2 separate regions of the Homo sapiens genome follow, and region 2 is linked to region 1. The links are chromatin loops, found by intact Hi-C in ENCODE. Cell type or tissue: gastrocnemius medialis. All regions are shown on one strand. Each heading gives the region's core, and the rest is flanking DNA. Links, peaks and the distances in the headings are about the cores only. Region 1 has its middle 27 kb from the start of CCDC126. Region 2 overlaps CCDC126 (coiled-coil domain containing 126).

What was found. A loop is a pair of places that touch in the nucleus more often than their neighbours do. Peaks named below come from ENCODE experiments on the same cell type or tissue, not always from the same donor. Only the 100,000 strongest peaks of a DNase experiment are listed, where the experiment ranks them.
Region 2: a loop joins it to region 1, with 7 times the contacts of the local background. A loop is called at or near these places in 2 of 110 quality-filtered maps.

Annotation. Positions count from the first base shown.
Region 1 is chr7:23,565,466-23,575,187 of GRCh38, reverse strand. No RefSeq gene overlaps it. Among named protein-coding and RNA genes, the nearest start is that of CCDC126, 27 kb to the left of the region's middle. In gastrocnemius medialis, for the core only: a CTCF peak has its summit at 4,422 (motif pointing left); a DNase peak (open chromatin) is centred at 4,387.
Region 2 is chr7:23,617,768-23,627,489 of GRCh38, reverse strand. The region is part of intron 3 of CCDC126 (coiled-coil domain containing 126); the gene reads right to left. It also overlaps the pseudogene FCF1P1. Among named protein-coding and RNA genes, the nearest start is that of CCDC126, 25 kb to the right of the region's middle. In gastrocnemius medialis, for the core only: no CTCF peak of the experiment used is centred there; no DNase peak of the experiment used is centred there; H3K27ac peaks cover 743 bases.

The sequences.
Region 1 (9,722 bases), core at 799-8,798:
CCCACCTAATTCTTGTATGCTTAGTAGAGATGAGGTTTCACCATGTTGGCCAGGCTGGTCTCGAACCCCTGACCTCCAGTGATCCACCCACCTGGGTCTCCCAAAGTGCTGGGATTACAGGCATGAATCACCATGCCTGGCCCTGGCCTACATGTTCTGAATGCAACTTGGCCAAAGTCTCTGGGGCCAGCCTAAGGCAAAAGACTAGACATGCCATGAACAGCAGTCGAGAAGACAGGACCTTGCCTCCTCACTGTTACATACTTAAAAATTTTTGAACTAAACGGGAGTGGGGGTGGCTCACGCCTGTAATCCCAGCACTTCGGGAGGCCGAGACGGGCGGATCACGAGGTCAGGAGATCGAGACCATCCTGGCTAACACGGTGAAACCCGGTCTCTAATAAAAATACAAAAAAAAAAAAAAAAAATTAGCCAGGTGTGGTGGCAGGCGCCTGTAGTCCCAGCTACTCGGGAGGCTGAGGCAGGAGAATGGCGTGAACCCAGGGGCAGAGCTTGCAGTGAGCCAAGATCGCGCCACTGCCCTCCAGCCTGGGCGACAGAGCGAGACTCCGTCTCAAAAAAAAGAAAAAAAAGAAAAAAAAAGACAGTGGGGACGACCTAGTTTCTCCAAGAAAGAAAAAAATATATGTATCAAGGGATCTCAGGTCCAGGAAGAACACCAAGTGTAGAGTGACACATCAAGGGTCTTGGGAACAGCCCTGAAGAATCTCTACCTCCTGGGAACATTAGCATCAGCCAGTGGCCTAGCTGTCCCTCTGCAGACAGGCTCAGTCCTGATGAGCCAGCTCCCTGCTAAGCTACCAAAGGAGGGAAAGAAATGTGCTTCCAGGGCCATCCAGACTTCTTCGCTGGCTTGCTTTGGGCAATCTTTTGAATCAATGCTTAAAACTGAGAAATGTTTTCTCACTTTGTGACTTAAGCCAAAAGCCTGAACTTTTTTTTTATAGCAGGTATAAAATCAGTGAAGCATTCCTTAATTTTCTACTTCTTTGTGGGTTTTTTGGTAGTTCAAATATGTGTGTATATATAATTATTCAACATGACTTTCTGCAATCTAGTTGAAGTGAATAATGTAAATATTTCGATTTCTATTTTGTGTATGATTTCTTTTCTCACTTTATTAACCATTATTATTATTTTGAATTATTTTGAATTTTCATCCTGGACAGTGATTGTTATTTATCTGTTTTAAATGTTTAGCCATTCAAAATAATTATTATTTTGTATTATTTTGAATTTTTATCCTGGACCGTGATTGCTATTTATCTGTCTTAAATGTTTAGCTTCTATTTTCAAAATAATTTATTCTAAACCTAGAAAGGTCACACTGTTTTCTGTAATCATTGTGCGGTTAAAATAATATTGGGCAGGCATGGCGGCTCCCACTTACTATCTGGCATTTTGAGAGTTCAAGGCAGAAGGATTGCTTGAGCCCAGAAGTTTGACATCAGCCTGGGAAACATAGGAAAATCCCAGCTCTACAAAAAATAAAGAATTTGCCAGGTGTAGCAGAATGCACCTGTGGTCCCAGCTACTTGGGGGGCTGAGGCAGAAGGATCATTTGAGCCTGAGAGGTTGCAGCTGCGGTGAGGTATAATCAAGCCTCTGCACTCCAGCCTGGGCAACAGAGCAAAAAGCTATCTCAAAATAAATAAAGGCAATCATTCATCTCACTAAACAAACAAACAAACAAACAAACAAAAAAACAAATATTTGGTCAAAATAGTTGAAATGAAGTGGAATTTTAAATCTAGTTTTCTGGCCGGGTGCAGTGGCTCACGCCTGTAATCCTAGCACTTTGGGAGCCAAGGTGGGCAGATCACTTGAGGTCAGGAGTTAGACAGCAACCTGGCCAACATGGTGAAACTCCGTCTCTACTAAAAATACAAAAATTAGCCGGGCGTGGTGGCACGTGCCTGTAATCCCAGCTACTTGGGAGGCTGAGGCATGAGAATTGCTTGAACCCGGTAGGCGGAGGTTGCAGTGAGCCAAGATCACGCCACTGTACTCCAGCTTGGGTGACAGAGCGAGACTCAGTCTCAATAAATAAATAAATAAGTAAATTTAGTTTTTTGAAAATTTGACTAAACTTTCATGTACATATATAATACATATTTCATATGTATTTTTATATATATATATATATATATTTTTTTTTTTCCTTGAGACAGGGTCTTGCTCTGTCATCCAGGCTGGAGTGCAGTGGTGTAATATTGGCTCACTGTAGCCTTGACCTCCCAGGCTTAAACAATTCTCCTAATTGTGTGTGTGTGGATGGGGTCTCACTATGTTGCCTGGGCTGGTCCCAAATTCCTGGGCTCAAGTGATCTTCCTGTCTCAGACTCCCAAAGTGCTGGGATTACAAGCTTAATATATTTTTACAAAAATAAAACTATTTACAATTCTAGCACTGTGTCCATTTAGTTGCCAATGTAAATAATCAGTTATTCATTTTAAGCCCCTTTGTCTAAACCACATATATATATATTTAGTAATATGAATTGCTCATTATTGCAAATGCACCTCAGCTGCTAGGTTTGTGTGTTGCAAACACAGTGTTAATTTGTGAGTAACCTGAATTGGAACATCGAGAGAAGCAAAGAAATGGATCCCCAGCACTACTGAGAAACGATGCTTCATTATGTGAGATTCTAATGTATTTGTAGCATCTGAGAGGAAGGATTTGTCAAGTTCTGTAATTAATTTATTTTATCCCTTACCTGAGTTTTTTTTGCCACTCAAGTGTTTTCTATGCTCCGAAGCAGTGCCCATCTCCAAGGCTGGCAACAGTACAATCTAAAGACCTTTGCAACATTCTAATTCAGCCCCCTTTTTTAAGGACGTAGAGCAAGATATATGGATGCATTGCCCTGGAGCCTGAATAACATCAGTCACAACAAAGAATATGCAGGGTCACAGGTCAGGCTGTGCCAGCCCTAAATATGAAGTCAGTGGCCAGGGTGCCCATGTGTACTTTTTATGTCATTGTGATACACGAAGAATTCTGAAGTGCAGATCTAGAGCAGAGGCCCCTCTTGTCCAGGTCTAAGGTACTGCTTTTATGTTGCTTCTTGTTTGCTACAAACAAAAATATGATGAACATCCTTATTTCTGTCTCCCTGATTGTCAATGAAGGGTTCCTCTAGGATATATTCTCAGGAGTCAAATTGTTGTAGAGAGTCACAGAGTACACATATTCTTAACATCACTGAGTATTGCTCTGTTGGACAGCTGTGCTACCTTACACTGCTGATAATACATAAATATTTCCTTGTTCTCTTTTGTTTTTTGTTTTTTGTTTGTTTGTTTTGTCAGAGACAGGGTCTCACTCTGTCACTCAGGCTGGAGTGCAACAGTGTGATCATAGTTCACTGTAACCTCAAACTCCTGGGCTCAAGTGATCCTCCCACCTCAGCCTCCCTAGCAGGTACACACCACCATCTCCAGCTATTATTTTCATTTTTTATAGAGACAGGGTCTCACTACGCTGCCTAGGCTTATATTTTGAATTCAAATATATCATTTTCAAAACCAAAATGGTATTGTTCTCAACCTACTCTTTCACAATTTGAATTTTTCATTTGTCTAGTTTGATATTGATCCATTGGCTAAACACTTTATAAGCAAAGTTATCTAACCAGTAACCACTCATTTGTACTAGCATCTGATCTATATTTCTGCCTCCTTCATCCAAGTAGTATATTTGCTTGCCAGAGCACAGACTTCAGCAAACTAATAGGAACTGTCTCAAGGGAGGTGGAGCAAGATGGCTGAAAAGAACCCTCCAGCAATCGTCCCTGCACAGGAACCTCCAATTGGACAAATCTCCACGTAAGAAAGCACCTTCACAAGAATTACAAAATCAGAGGAGCAATCACAGTACCTGGTTTTAGCATAATAAGAAGAAAAGACACATTAAAAAGGGTAGAAGGGACAGTCTCACATTGCCGACACAACTCCTCCCTTAACCCCAAGCAACTAAAGCAGCTTGTAGGAAGAATCTGTGTGCTGGAGGGGTGGGTGGGGAAGGAAAGGGTGGTAAAGCCTGAATAAGTGTTAGTGGCAGCCAGGCCATAGTGACCTCGGTCTTTGTGTGACCCCTAGTGCTGCACTGGTCAGGAAGCTATGTTCTTGGGGTGTAACCTAGCATAATACCAGCTGTGATGGCCACAGAGGTGCCCATATAACCCCTCCCCCAACTTCAGGCAGCTCAGTGCTGAGAGAGACTCCTTCTATTTGGGCATTTGGGTGACAAAGAGGAAAATGAATGAGTGACTTTCCCTTGCAACTCAGGGATTTCTCCCTGATCATCCCCACGTCCATCTGGGCTGGGTATCTAGGAGGCTGGAAGAGAGTCACAGCATAACTGGGCTTAGGGTGCCCTCTGGTGCTGAAATGGCTGCAGTGACCATAGACAAGAACCCAAGAGTTCCTTTTGAATCTTTTGAAGGCCCTCTGAAGGACAGGAACAAACTAAGTCAGACTGTGAGAACTGGAATAAATACCCACCTCTCCAATGCCTGGACATCGATGAATGTCCACAAGCATTAAGAACATTAAGAACAAAGCCGGGCGCAGTGGCTCATGCACTCCCAGCACTTTGGGAGGCCAAGGCGGGCAAATCACAAAGTCAGGAGTTCAAGACCATCCTGGCCAACATGGTGAAACCCCATCTCTACTAAAAATACAAAAATTAGCTGGATGTGGTGGTGCATGCCTGTAATCCCAGCTACTCAGGAGGCTGAGGCAGGAGAATTGCTTGAACCTAGGAGGCAGAGGTTGCAGTGAGCCAAGATCGTGCCACTGAACTCCAGCCTGGACAACAGAGTGAGACTCCATCTCAAAAAAAAAAAAAGAACAGAACATTAAGAACAAATATCACCTCACCAAACTGACTAAATACAACACCAATAACTGACCATGGAGAGATAGAGACATATGACCTCTCAGACAGGGAATTCAAAACAGCTATTTTGAGGAAGCTCAAAGAACTTCAATAAAACAGAGAAGTAATTCTAAAATTTATCAGAGTTAACAGAGATTGAAATAATTTTTAAGCACAGAAAACTTGGAGCTGAAAGATGCAATTGACAAGTTTAAAAATGCGTCAAGTGTGTCAGCAGAAGAACTGATCAAGCAAAAGAAAGAATTTGTGAGCTCAAAGCTATTTGAAAATATGCAGAAGAGAAAAAAGGAAAAAAGAATGAAAAAACACTTAAAGATATAGAAAATAGCCTCAAAATAGCAAATCTAAGAGTCACTGACCTAAAAGAGAAAGTAGAGAAAGAGATAGGGATAGAAGATTTATTCAAATAAATAATAATAGAGAAGTATGCAAATCTTGAGAGCAATATTAATATCCAGGTATAAAAAGGTCAAAAATCACCATGGGGATTCAATTAAAATAAGACTCTCCAAAGCATATAATACTCAAACTCTCAAAGGACAAGGACAAGGAAAGGATCCTAAAAGCAGCAAGAAAAAAAAAACGAGTAACACATAAAGGAGATCCAATATGTCTAGTAGCAGACTTTTCAGTGGAACACTTATAGGACAGGAAGGAATGATATGACATATTCAAAGTGAAGGAAAAAAACTTTTGACTGAAAATACTGTTTCCAGCAAAGCTATCCTTCCCATATGAAGGAGAAATACTTTCCCAGACAAACAAAAGCTGAGATAATTTATCACCATCAGATCTGTCTTACAAGAAATCCTAAAGGAAGTTCTTCAATCTGAAAGAAAAGGATGCTAACAAGCAACAAGAAAGTATCTGAAGGTATAAAACTCACTGGTAAAAGCAAGTACATGGACAAATTCACAATACTCTAAAACTGTAATTGTAGTGTAGAAACCACTTATGTTTTAAGTATAAAGATTAAAAAATACATGAAAAATAATACAGCATTTTATTAAGTGGAAGACACTATAAAAAGATATAAAGTGATGCATCACACAGACCAATGGGAAAGAGAAATTATTTTAAAATTTAAAAATTAAGATAAAGGCTGGGCGCGGTGGCTCATGCCTGTAATCCCAGCACTTTGGGAGGCTGAGGCAGGTGATCACCTGAGGTTAGGAGTTCCAGACCAGCCTGATCAACATGGTGAAACCCCAACTCCACTAAAAACACAAAAATTAGCAGGCACGGTGGCTCACGCCTGTAATCCCAGCACTTTGGGAGGCCCAGGCGGGCCCATCACTAGGTCAGGAGATTGAGACCATCCTGGCTAACAAGGTGAAACCCCGCCTCTACCAAAAAATACAAAAATTTAGCCAGGCATGGTGGCGAGCACCTGTAGTCCCAGCTACTCGGGAGGCTGAGGCAGGAGAATGGTGTGAATCTGGGAGGCAGAGCTTGCAGTGAGCCGAGATCGTGCCACTGCAGTCCAGCCTGGGCAACACAGCGAAGACTGTCTCAAAAAAAAAAAAAAAAGAAACCCGTCTCTACTGAAAATACAAAAAAATAGCTGGGCATGGTGGTGCACGCCTGTAGTCCCAGCTATTCGGGAGGCTGAGGCAGGACAATCGCTTGAACCTAGGAGGCGGAGGTTGTAATGACCCGAGATTGCACCACTACACTCCAGCCTGGGTGATAGAGCGAGACTCTGTCTCAAAAAAAAGAAAAAATCAGCTGGGTGTGGTGGCAGGTGCCTGTAATCCCAACTACTCAGGAGGCTGAGGCAGGAAAATCGCTTGAACCTGAAGGCAGAGGTTGCAGTGAGCTGAGATTGCCCCATTGCACTCCAGCCTGGGCGACAGAGCAAGACTCTATCTCAGAAAAAAAAAAATTTAAGATAAAAAATATATAAATTGAGACCACAAAAAAATGAAAATGTGAGAGGAATGCAGTAACAGTATAGAATTTTTTAGTTTTGTTTTAGCTATTTCTTTTCTTTACAACGTTGTCATCAGTTTTAAATGACTTCTTATAATTATAGGATTTTTTTTGTAACCCCCATGGTAACCACAAAACAAAAACCTATAATAGACACACAAAAAATAAAAGCAAGAAAGTGAACCACACTACCAGAGAAAATAACCACAAAGGAAGACAGTAAGAAAGAAAGAAGAGTTAGAAAACAACCAGAAAACAGGTAACAAAACGGCAATAAGAAGTCCTTACCTATCAATAATAGCATTGGATGTAAATGGACTAAACTCTCCAATTTAAAAACATAGAATGGCTGAATGGATAAAAATAAAAAGACTAAACTACATACTGCCTACAAGAAACTCACCTCACCAGCCGGGTGCAGTGGCTCACGCCTGTAATCCCAGCACTTTGGGAGGCCGAGGTGGACGGATCACGAAGTCAGGAGATCGAGACCATCCTGGTTAACACGGTGAAACCCCGTCTCTACTAAAAATACAAAAAATTAGCCAGGCGTGGTGGCGGGCGCCTGTAGTCCCAGCTACTTGGAAGGCTGAGGCAGGAGAAAGGGGTGAACCCAGGAGGCGGAGCTTGCAGTGAGCCGAGATTGTGCCACTGCACTCCAGCCTGGGCGACAGAGCGAGACTCCGTCTCAAAAAAATAAATAAATAATAAATAAAATAAATAAAATAAAAAAGAAACTCACCTCACCTATAAAGACACACATAGACTGAAAGAGAAGGGTGGAAAAAAAATGTTTCATGCAAATGAAAACCAAAAAAGAGCAGGAGTAGCTATACTTACATCCGATAAAATAGACAAAGTCAAAAACTGTAAAAAGAGACAAAGAAGGTCATTATATAATGATAAAGGAGTCAGTTCAGCAAGAGGATATAACGGTTGCAAATATATATGCATCCAACACTAAGGCACCCAGACATATAAAGCAAATATTATTCTAGCTAGAGAGAGAGAGAGACTTCAACACAAGAATAGTAGAACATTTCAACACCCCACTTTCAAAACTAGATAGATTTTTCGGACGGAAAAATCAACATAGAAACCAAAATTAAGCCGGGCGTGGTGGCTCATGTCTGTAATCCAGCACTTTTGGAGGCCAAGGCGGGTGGATCACTTGAGGTCAGGAGTTCGAGACCAGCCTGTCCAATATGGCGAAACCCTGTCTCTAAAAATACAAAAATTAGCCGGATGTGGTAGCAGGTGCCTGGAATCCCAGCTACTCGGGAGGCTGAGGCAGGAGAATCACTTGAACCCAGGAGGCGGAGGTTGCAGTAAGCCGAGATCATGCAATTGCATTCCAGCCTGGGCAACAAGAGCAAGACTCCGTCTCAAAACAACAACAACAACAACAAAATAAAAATAAAAATAAACTTTAATGAAATAAATGGAAGAGGACATTTAAAAATAGAAAAATATTTTATGCTCATAGATTAGAATATTGTTAAAATGACAATACTTCCCAAAGCAATTTACAGATCAATGTAATCCCTATCAAATTACCAATGACATTCTTCACAAAAATAGAAAGAGCAATCCTAAAATTTATATGGAACCACAAAGACCCTAAATAACCAAAGGAATCCTGAGCAAAAAGAACAAAGCTACAGGCATCACACTACATGACTTCAAAATTTATTACAAACTATAGTCACCAAAACAGCATGGTACTGGCATAGAAACAAACACACAGACCAATAAAACAGAATAGAGAACCCAGAAATAAATCCACACATTTACAACAACTCATTATTGAGAAAGGCACCAAAAACATACAATTGGAAAAGGACAGTCTTTTCAATAAATGGTATTGGAAAAACTACATAACTCTATGCAAAAGAATGAAACTAGCAGCCATAAAAAATGATGAGTTCATGTCCTTTGTAGGGACATGGATGAAGCTGGAAACCATCATTCTCAGCAAACTATCACAAGGACAAAAAACCAAACACCACATGTTCTCACTCATAGGTAGGAATTGAACAATGAGAACACATGGACACAGGAAGGGGAACATCACACACCAGGGACTGTTGTGGGGTGGGGGGAGGGGGGAGGGATAGCATTAGGAGATATACCTAATGCTAAATGAAGAGTTAATGGGTGCAGCACACCAACATGGCACATGTATACATATGTAACAAACCTGCACGTTGTGCACATGTACCCTAAAACTTAAAGTATAGTAATAATAAAATTTTAAAAAAAAGAATGAAACTAGACCTATATCTCTCACCATTCATTAAAATAAATTCAAAATGGATTAAATAGTTGATTCTAAGACCTGAAACTATGAAACTACTGGAAGAAAACATTGGGGAATTGCTCCAGTACATGCATCTGGGCAAAGATTTTTTTTCTGTAAGACCTGAAAAGCACAGGTGACCAAAGCAAAACAGAAAACTGGATTATGTCAAGCTAAAAAGCTTCTATAAAACAAAGGAAACAATTAACAATGTGAAGAGATAACTCACAGAGGCCAGGAACAGTGGCTCACGCCTGTAATCCCTGCACTCTGGGAAGCTGAGGCGGGCAGATCGCTTGATCCTAGGATTTTGAAATTAGCCTGGGTAACATAGCAAAACCTTGTCTCTACAAAAAATTAACCAGGCATGCTGGCACACACCTGTAGTCCCAGCTACCTGGGAGGCTGAGGTGGGAGGATCACCTGAGCCCAGAAGGCTGAGACTACAATGAGCTGTGATTGCACCACTGCCCTCCAGCCTGGGTGACAGAGTGAGACCCTGTCTCAAAAAAAAACAGAGAGGGAGATCATCCATGGAATGGAGGAAAATATCTGCAAACTATC
Region 2 (9,722 bases), core at 715-8,714, 52 kb before region 1:
GTTCAAGCAATTCTTGTGCTTCAGCCTCCCGAGTAGCTGGGACTACGGGTGCCTGCTGCCTACCTCAAGTGATCCACCCACCTGGGCCTCCTAAAGTGCTGGGATTACAGGTGAGCCACCGCAACTGGCCTTTTTTTTTTAGAGCCAGGGTCTCACTATGTTGCCCAAGTTGGTCTCAACTCCTGGCCTCAAGTGATCTTCCTGCCTCAGTCCCCCAGAGTGGTGGGATTACAGGTGTGAGCCACTGCACCTGGCTGGCATCTATTTTTTATTTAAAGTGTTCAGCTACACTGATAAAGAGGAAAGCCAAAACCCTTAAAAGAAAGCAGGGTCAGTCGGAAAGCCTGATGTGGTTAAGGACTGGTGTTGCTGGAGATTCAGAACCAGGTGTAGGAAACCATGCACCAACTGCAAAGTGTTCCAGAGCAGTCAGTGTGAAGCTGGAGCAAGTATTCCCAATTCATTGTTCTAGGCAAATCACAGAATCCAACAGAGATAATATTACATAGGAAGAAAACAAAATTCCATCACAGAGGACTAAGAATGTGGAGGAAAAGATATAAGGTGGATGGAAATGATTATAGATTAAAGAGAAAGCACACATTAACTGTTCAAAATGTACAGGTCATTATAAAGTTGAATTAATCTGTCCACAGTCTTCAAAACAGTAACAATTTATTATAGACTAGCATTTTTAAAAAATATTAGCTAATGCAGAAACAGAAAACCAAATACTGCACGTTCTCACTTCTAAGTGGGAGCTAAATGATAAGAACTTACGAACACAAAGAAGTAAACAACAGACACTGGGTCTACTTGAGTGGGGAGGGTGGGAGGAGGGAGAGGAGCAGAAAAGATAACTATTGGGTACCAAGCTCAGTACCTGGATGATATAATAATATGTACAATGAACCCCCCAAGACACGTGTTTATCTATATAACAAATCTTCACATGTACCCCCAAACCTAAAATAAATATTTTTTTTAATTTCCATTAAAAAATATATTAGCTTATGTTTATTTTACCAACTGGAAAAAATAGGATAAACAGCTCAAAAGAGGTCCATTCAATAAATATTTTTGATTGACTAGCTTATTTGTATAGTAATGAAAGGCTATGGATAAATGGTTTCTATAGATGGCTAAATGTTTAAGTTATTGTAGAATTCTAATCTTATTATAATTTGTACTCCTATTTCAAATTAATGGAGCCAAGGAAGAAATTCAAATAATGAAACTAGAATAACTGGCTAACTCATCTGGAGAAAAGAAGCTGCATCTTACTGCTTACACCAGAAGTCCCAACTGTATTACAACTATAAATGTAAAACAAACAAAAAACAACAAAAAGCATAATACATTAGAATATAAGTTATGGAGAAAAAAATTTTCAGCACAAAACTAAATCATAAAAAATGTATTTTACTACATAAAATTTTAAAACAGCACACCCAGTTATTAGGCAACTGAAAATCAAAAGAAAAACCTCTGTAACACATGACAGCATTAGCATCTTTATAAAGAATCAGTCAAGGCCAGGAGCGGTGGCTCAAGCCTGTAACCCCAGCACTTTGGGAGGCCAAGGCGGGTGGATCACGAGGTCAGGAGATCGAGACCATCCTGGCTAACACAGTGAAACCCCGTCTCTACTAAAAATACAAAAAAAATTAGCTGGGCGTGGTGGCGGGCGCCTGTAGTCCCAGCTACTCGGGAGGCTGAGGCAGGAGAATGGCATGAACCTGGGAGGCAGAGCTTGCAGTGAGCTGAGAGAGCGCCATTGCACTCCAGCCTGGGCAACAGAGCAAGACTCTGCCTCAAAAAAAAAAAAAAAAAAAAAAAATCAGTCAAATAAGAAATAAACAAATTTCCCAGCAGAAAAATTGTCGTGACTCAAATAATTCACATTCTCATATGTACAAGAAATACAAACAGCCAACAAACATTTAAAAAAATCTTTTAACCTCCCCTGAAAGCAAATAAATCCAAAAGCAAACAACTAAATGCCATTTAAAATTAAATAGAATTGGTCAAAGTCTGCATATAAATGGTCACCTTCCCACTGACGGGAAAGTGGTATAGTAAGAATGTAAATTGGTAGAACCATTCTGGAGGGCAATCTGACAAATGTCTATTAAATTTAACGTGTGCACATCCTTGACCCCAAAATTCCACAATTAGGTAATCTATTCTTAAACATTCACACAAATATGAAATACATATACACACACATATATTTCATACACACAAATACACCACAGCACTAAATAAAACACACAAAAAAAGTTCAGCACCAAATTATTGATCATTAGGGAAGTAAACGAAAGACATTTATAAAATGAGATAATAGGCCAGGCATAGTAGCTCACATCTGTAATCCGAGCACTTTGGGAAGCCAAGGTGGGAGGATCGCTTGATTCCAGAAGTTTGAGAATATGCCGGGCAACACAGTGAGACCCTGACTCAACAACAACAACAAAAAATTAGCCCGGCAGGGTGGAGCACACCTGTAGTCTCAGCTACTTGGGTGGCTAAGGTGGGGGGATCACCTGAGCCCAGGAATTTGAGGTTATACTGAGCTATGATCACTCCACTACACTCCTGCCTGGGCAAGAGCATGAGATCCTGTCTCAAAAATTAAAATAAAATGAAATAATATTGTCATTAAAAAGGATAAAATAGACCTATGTGTATAAAATGGAAGTATATTTACAGTAACTTAGTGAAAATAAATAAGTTGCAAAACCAACATGTACAGTACGATGCCATTTTTGTTCAAAATAAAGCAATGTGTTGGAATATGCGTGCATAGGTACCACAGGTTGGAAAACTACAGCTGAATGGCCACCTATCTTTGAAAATACAGTTTTATTAGGAAATAGGCATGCTCATTTATTATAACAGACACCATATACAACCCACAAAACTGAAAATAGTTATGACATAGCCCTTTAAGAAAATATATAGCCAAATGCTGATATATACCAAATTAACTGAAATTACCTCTGCTCTGCTTTTGCTTATTTATGTTATCTATTTCTATAATATCTGGCTGGCCAGGGTGGCTCATGCCTGTAATCCCAGCACTTTGAGAGGCCGAGGTGGAAGGACGACATGAGGCCAGGAGTTTGAGACCAGACTAACCATCATTATTTCAGGAAAATCATCATGAAGGGAAGAAGGAAAAATATGTGTCCAGGGCATTCCCAGGTAAAGATGGTGAAGTGAACACAGGCATTTAGAATAAGCTTAGTCTAGGTACCCACAGAAACAGTAAACTGTTTTTCTCTTTATGTTTTTAAGCACAAATCCACAAGGCTAAAGATAACAAACAAGAAAGGAGACCACAGTAACAAAACTCCAGGGCTGAATGGTAACTGACTTAGCAGACCTGAGAAAGCTAAATCTTTAATGAGAAGTAAGAAAAGCCAGGAAGCAATCCTGTTTTCTCCACAGAATCCTACCCCGAAAGGTCCCAGAAATTTTACACCATGTACTACTGAAAACAGAGGTAAAGAAAGGACTAAAAACCTAGAAGGACTAGGTGCAAAGTTCTGGGATATATGTGCAGGATGTGCAGGGGGTTTTTATTCCTAAAAAGATACAACAAAAATTTTTTACTACAAAGCGACAATTTATAATTGTATAAATTTATGGGTTACGAAGTGATGTCATAAATTGTGGATACAATATGGAATAATTAAATCAAGCTAGTTAACATATCCAATACTTCAAATATATTTCTGTGATGAGAACATCAATTTTGAAATGTATAATACCCCATTATTAAGTATATGCACCACACTGTACAACAGAACTCAATAAAGTATAAAACATATTCTTCCTGTCTGAGATTTTGTACCCTTTGACCATCACTAAATTTTTTTTTTTTTTTTTTTGAGACAGTCTCACTCTGTCACCTAGGCTGGAATGCAGTGGCACAACTTCGGCCCACCACAACCTCTGCCTTCTGGGTTCAAGTGACTCTCCTGCCTCAGCCTCCACAGCAGCAGGGACTATAGGCAAGCAACGCCACACCTGGCCAACTTTGTATTCTTAGTACAGATGGGGTTTCGCCATGTTGTCGTGGCTGGTCTCAAACTCCTGACCTCAGGTGATCCGCCCACCTCGGCCTCTCAAAGTGCTGTACCACAGGCATGAGCCACCATGCCTGGTCTAAAATTTTTATGAGACAAAATATCAATTCCAAAACAGCATCAAAAAGTGAGCAGGCCAGGCACAGTGGCTCATGCCTGCAATCCCAGCACCTTGGGAGGCTGAGGCATATTTTTCTGTAGTAAAAATACAAAAGTTTTTGTCTCTACTAAAAATACCAAAAAAAAAAAAAAAAATCAGCTGGGCATAGTGGCGCGAGCCTGCAATCCCAGCCAGTTGGGAGGCTAAGGCAGGAGAACCGCCTGAACCCGGGAGGCAGAGGCTGCAGTGAGCTGAGATTGTGCCATTGCACTCCAGCCTGGGCAACAAGAGCAAAACTTCATCTCAAAAAAAAAAAAAAAAAAAAAAGAGTGAGCATATTTAACCATCCTCAGCTCACAGCAGAGCAAACAGGTCAACAGAATAATAATTCATGTTACTGCATGTGTAATGAACTCGCAACAAGAGAACATTGGTTGCAGAAAGGCAGAGGAATTGTGTCTTGTAAGATTTAGAATGGAGGGGCTCTGTAATCATCTGGCAACCATTCAATGTTGTATCTATGGTTAGAAATGTACATGACAGGAACTCCAGGAATCTTAAGGGTCAACTGTGGCCACAATGTAACATTTATGCTGAGCTACTCTCTGTACTAAGCAGTCATCTGCATAGGTTCCTTTGTGTGTACACAGTACAAACCTTGGATCCTTGGCTATCCTTAGAGCCACTCAATACTTCTGCCCCAATTTCTCAATTTCAGCCATTACACAATCAGTTACACAAGGGATACACCTGGCATACAGACAGTCCATCGTTGACTGCACTAAATCCAGTTTCGCTTTTAAGGAAAAGTTGATAAAGTTGGTATCAGAGAAGAGTCAAATAGACGCAATAAAAAATGATAAAGGAGAGATCACCACTGATCCCACAGAAATACAAACTACCACCAGAGAATACTATAAACACCTCTACACAAATAAACTAGAAAATCTAGAAGAAATGGATAAATTCCTTGACACATACACCCTCCCAAGACTAACCAGGAAGAAGCTGAATCTCTGAATACACCAATAACAGGCTCTGAAATTGAGGCAATAATTAATAGCTTACCAACCAAAAACAGTCCAGGACCAGATGGAGTCACAGCCGAATTCTACCAGAGGTACAAGGAGGAGCTGGTACCATTCCTTCTGAAACTATTCCAATCAACTGAAAAAGGGGGAATCCTCCCTAATTCATTTTATGAGGCCAGCATCATCCTGATACCAAAGCCTGGCAGAGACACAACAAAAAAAGAGAATTTTAGACCAATATCCCTGATGAACAACAATGCAAAAATCCTCAGTAAAACACTGGCAAACCGAATCCAGCAGCACACCAAAAAGCTTATCCACCTTGATCAAGTGGGCTTCATCCCTGGGATGCAAGCCTGGTTCAACATACACAAATCAATGAACATAATCCAGCATATAAACAGAACCAAAGACAAAAACCACATGATTATCTCAATAGATGCAGAAAAGGCCCTTGACAAAATTCAACAGGCCTTCATGCTAAAAACTCTCAATAAACTAGGTACTGATGGAACGTTATCTCAAAATAATGAGAGCTATTTATGACAAACCCACAGCCAATATCATACTGAATGGGCAAAAACTGGAAGCATTCCCTTTGAAAACTGGCACAAGACAGGGATGACCTCTCTCACCACTCCTATTCAACATAGTGTTGGAAGTTCTGGCCAGGGCAATCAGGCAGGAGAAAGAAATAAAGAGTATTCAATTAGGAAAAGAGGAAGTCCAATTGTCCCTGTTTGCAGATGACATGATTGTATATCTAGAAAACCCCATCATCTCAGCCCAAAATCTCCTTAAGGTGATAAGCAACTTCAGCAAAGTCTCAGGATACAATATCAATGTGCAAAAATCACAAGCATTCTTATACACCAATAACACACAAACAGAGAGCCAAATCATGAGTGAACTCCCATTCACAATTGCTTCAAAGAGAATAAAATACTTAGGAATCCAACTTACAAGGGATGTGAAGGACCTCTTCAAGGAGAACTACAAACCACTGCTCAACGAAATAAAAGAGGATACAAACAAATGGAAGAACATTCCATGCTCATGGATAGGAAGAATCAATATCGTGAAAATGGCCATACTGGCCAAGGTAATTTATAGATTGAATGCCATCCCCATCAAGCTACCAATGACTTTCTTCACAGAATTGGAAAAAACTACTTTAAAGTTCATATGGAACCAAAAAAGAGCCCGCATTGCCAAGTCAGTCCTAAGCCAAAAGAACAAAGCTGGAGGCATCACACTACCTGACTTCAAACTATACTACAAGGCTACAGTAACCAAAACAGCATGGGACTGGTACCAAAACAGAGATACATACCAATAGAACAGAACAGAGCCCTCAGAAATAATACCACACATCTACAACTACCTGATCTTTGACAAACCTGACAAAAACAAGCAATGGGGAAAGGATTCCCTATTTAATAAATGGTGCTGGGAAAACTGGCTAGCCATATGTAGAAAGCTGAAACTGGATCCCTTCCTTACACTTTATACAAAAATTAATTCAAGATGGATTAAAGACTTAGATGTTAGACCTAAAACCATAAAAACCCTAGAAGAAAACCTAGGCAATACCATTCAGGACATAGGCATGGGCAAGGACTTCATGTCTAAAACACCAAAAGCAATGGCAACAAAAGCCAAAATTGACAAATGGGATCTAATTAAACTAAAGAGCTTCTGCACAGCAAAAGAAACTACCATCAGAGTGAACAGGCAACCTACAAAATGGGAGAAAATTTTTGCAATCTACTCATCTGACAAAGGGCTAATATCCAGAATCCACAAAGAACTCAAACAAATTTACAAGAAAAAAACAACCCCATCAACAAGTGGGTGAAGGATATGAACAGACACTTCTCAAAAGAAGACATTTATGCAGCCAACAGACACATGAAAAAATGCTCATCATCACTGGCCATCAGAGAAATGCAAATCAAAACCACAATGAGATACCATCTCACGCCAGTTAGAATGGCGATCATTAAAAAGTCAGGAAACAACAGGTGCTGGAGAGGATGTGGAGAAATAGGAACACTTTTACACTGTTGGTGGGACTGTAAACTAGTTCAACCATTGTGGAAGGCAGTGTGGCGATTCCTCAGGGATCTAGAACTAGAAATACCATTTGACCCAACCATCCCATTACTGGGTATGTACCCAAAGGATTATAAATCATGCTGCTATAAAGACACACGCACACGTATGTTTATTGCAGCACTATTCACAATAGCAAAGACTTGGAACCAACCCAAATATCCAACAATGATAGACTGGATTAAGAAAATGTGGCACATAGACACCATGGAATACTATGCAGCCATAAAAAAGGATGAGTTCATGTCCTTTGTAGGGACATGGATGAAGCTGGAAACCATCATTCTCAGCAAACTATCGCAAGGACAGAAAACCAAACACCGCATGTTCTCACTCATAGGTGAGAACTGAACAATGAGAACACTAGGACACAGGAAGGGGAACATCACACACCAGGGCCTATTGTGGGGTGGGGGGAGGGGGGAGGGATAGCATTAGGAGATATACCTAATGTAAATGACAAGTTAATGGGTGCAGCACACCAACATGGTACATATATACATATGTAACAAACCTGCACATTGTGCACGTGTACCCTAGAACTTAAAGTATAATAAAAATATATTTTTCTTAAAAAAAAGAAAAAATAAATAAAGTTGGTATCAACAAGGATGTAGTAAGGTGGGCCCAGCTGTGCATTACATTGGAAAAATAGGCAGGAAGGGTGTTGGGGAACTTCTCTTTCCTTTAATGCGCTGGGATCCTTTTCTTCTTTCTTTGTAGGTTTTAATCTATCCTTTTCTTTAAGCCTCTGATCTCTGAGTTTAAGCATGCGCTTCATGGTTGCATACTTCCTTGTGTTCTTTTGCTTCCCTATGGTCACGCCACACTCCTGTTTCTTCAGATGTGCAGGTTTGTTACATAGGTAAACCTGCGCCATGGTGATTTGCTGCACCTGTCAACCCATCACCTAGGTAGGTATTAAGCCCAGCATGCATTAACTATTTTCTATGAAGCAATTCATCCTTAAATTCTGTGCACCACTCCAAAACCTCCCCCACTGCAGAAGATCTGAGATGTATTTTCTTAAGGGGATAGAGCAGTTGAGGGCCTGGGTTTACACTGGAAACTGGAAGAGTAAATGAAGGTAGTGAGTGCTGAGATCACTCTTCCTTGCCCAGCCTTTTTCTCTCGCTCAGATCCCAGAACACTTACAGGCCTATACTCTCCAGCAACAGACAGGAAGTGCTTCTCCAGGGTATCTGACCAGCTCAACAGGAGAGACCTAAATATACTGATATTAGAGATCATCTCAAAGGAATAAAATACATTGATACTGTGTAATAAAAAATTTAGGCCAAGCGCGGTGGCTCACCCCTGTAATCCCAGCACTCTGGGAGGTGGAGGCAGGTGGATCACATGAGGTCAGGAGTTCAAGGCCAACCTGGCCTTGAACATGGTAAAACCTCATCTCTACTAAAAAACATAAAAATTAGCTGGGCGCGGTGGTGCATGCCTGTAGTCCCAGGTTCTCGGGAGGCTGAGGCAGGAGAGTCACTTGAACCCAGGAGGTGGATGTTGCAGTGAGCCAAGATTGCACCACTGCACTCCGGCCTGAACAACAGAGCAAGACTCTGTCTCAAATTTAAAAAAAAAAAAAAAAAAAAAAAATTTAGCTGATCTTTGTCTCCAGTTGTTGGGAGGTAGCCACTAAGTGCCTGGAATTTCCTGAGTGACGAATGTCTTTATTAGTCATGGTAGGCCCCTGGGACCACATCTGTTAGTTTACCTTAAGGAGGCAACTCAGAGTGGGGCTCTAGATATTTTGTGCTAATGGGAAGACCCAGAATGGGGGGTTGGGGAGCTGGCCATGTCAGAAAGGACAACCATGTGATTAGAGAGTTGGGGATTTTCAGCTGACTTCCAGGGAGGGGAGGAGGGGTGGAGATTAAGTTCAACCACGTGGGCAATGATTCAATCATGCCTACATAATGAGACCCCAATACAACTGTACATTGAAGTTCAGGTGAGATTCCCTAGTTGGCAATATTCTGCATATTATCACACACTGATGTGTGTTGGATATGCCAGGAGGGTAATGTGTCCTGGTTCTATGAAGAGAGGACAACAGAAACTGCATCTCGTACCCTCCCAGACCTTGTCCTATGCGTATCTCCCTTTGGCTGGCTCTAGCATCTATCCTTCTTCTACACTAAAACTGTAATAGTAAGTATACTTGGCTCTCTGTATCTGTAGGGAATTGGTTCTAGGACCCACCACGGATACCAAAATCCATGGATTTTCATGTCCCTTAGTTAGATCTCTGTATCTGTGGGTTCTGCATCCACAAATTCAATTACAGATTGAAAATAAAGTATTTATATCAAAAGTGACGCACAGTACTTTTCAGTGAGTTTTACAGGTCAATCTAGTGAATTGTCA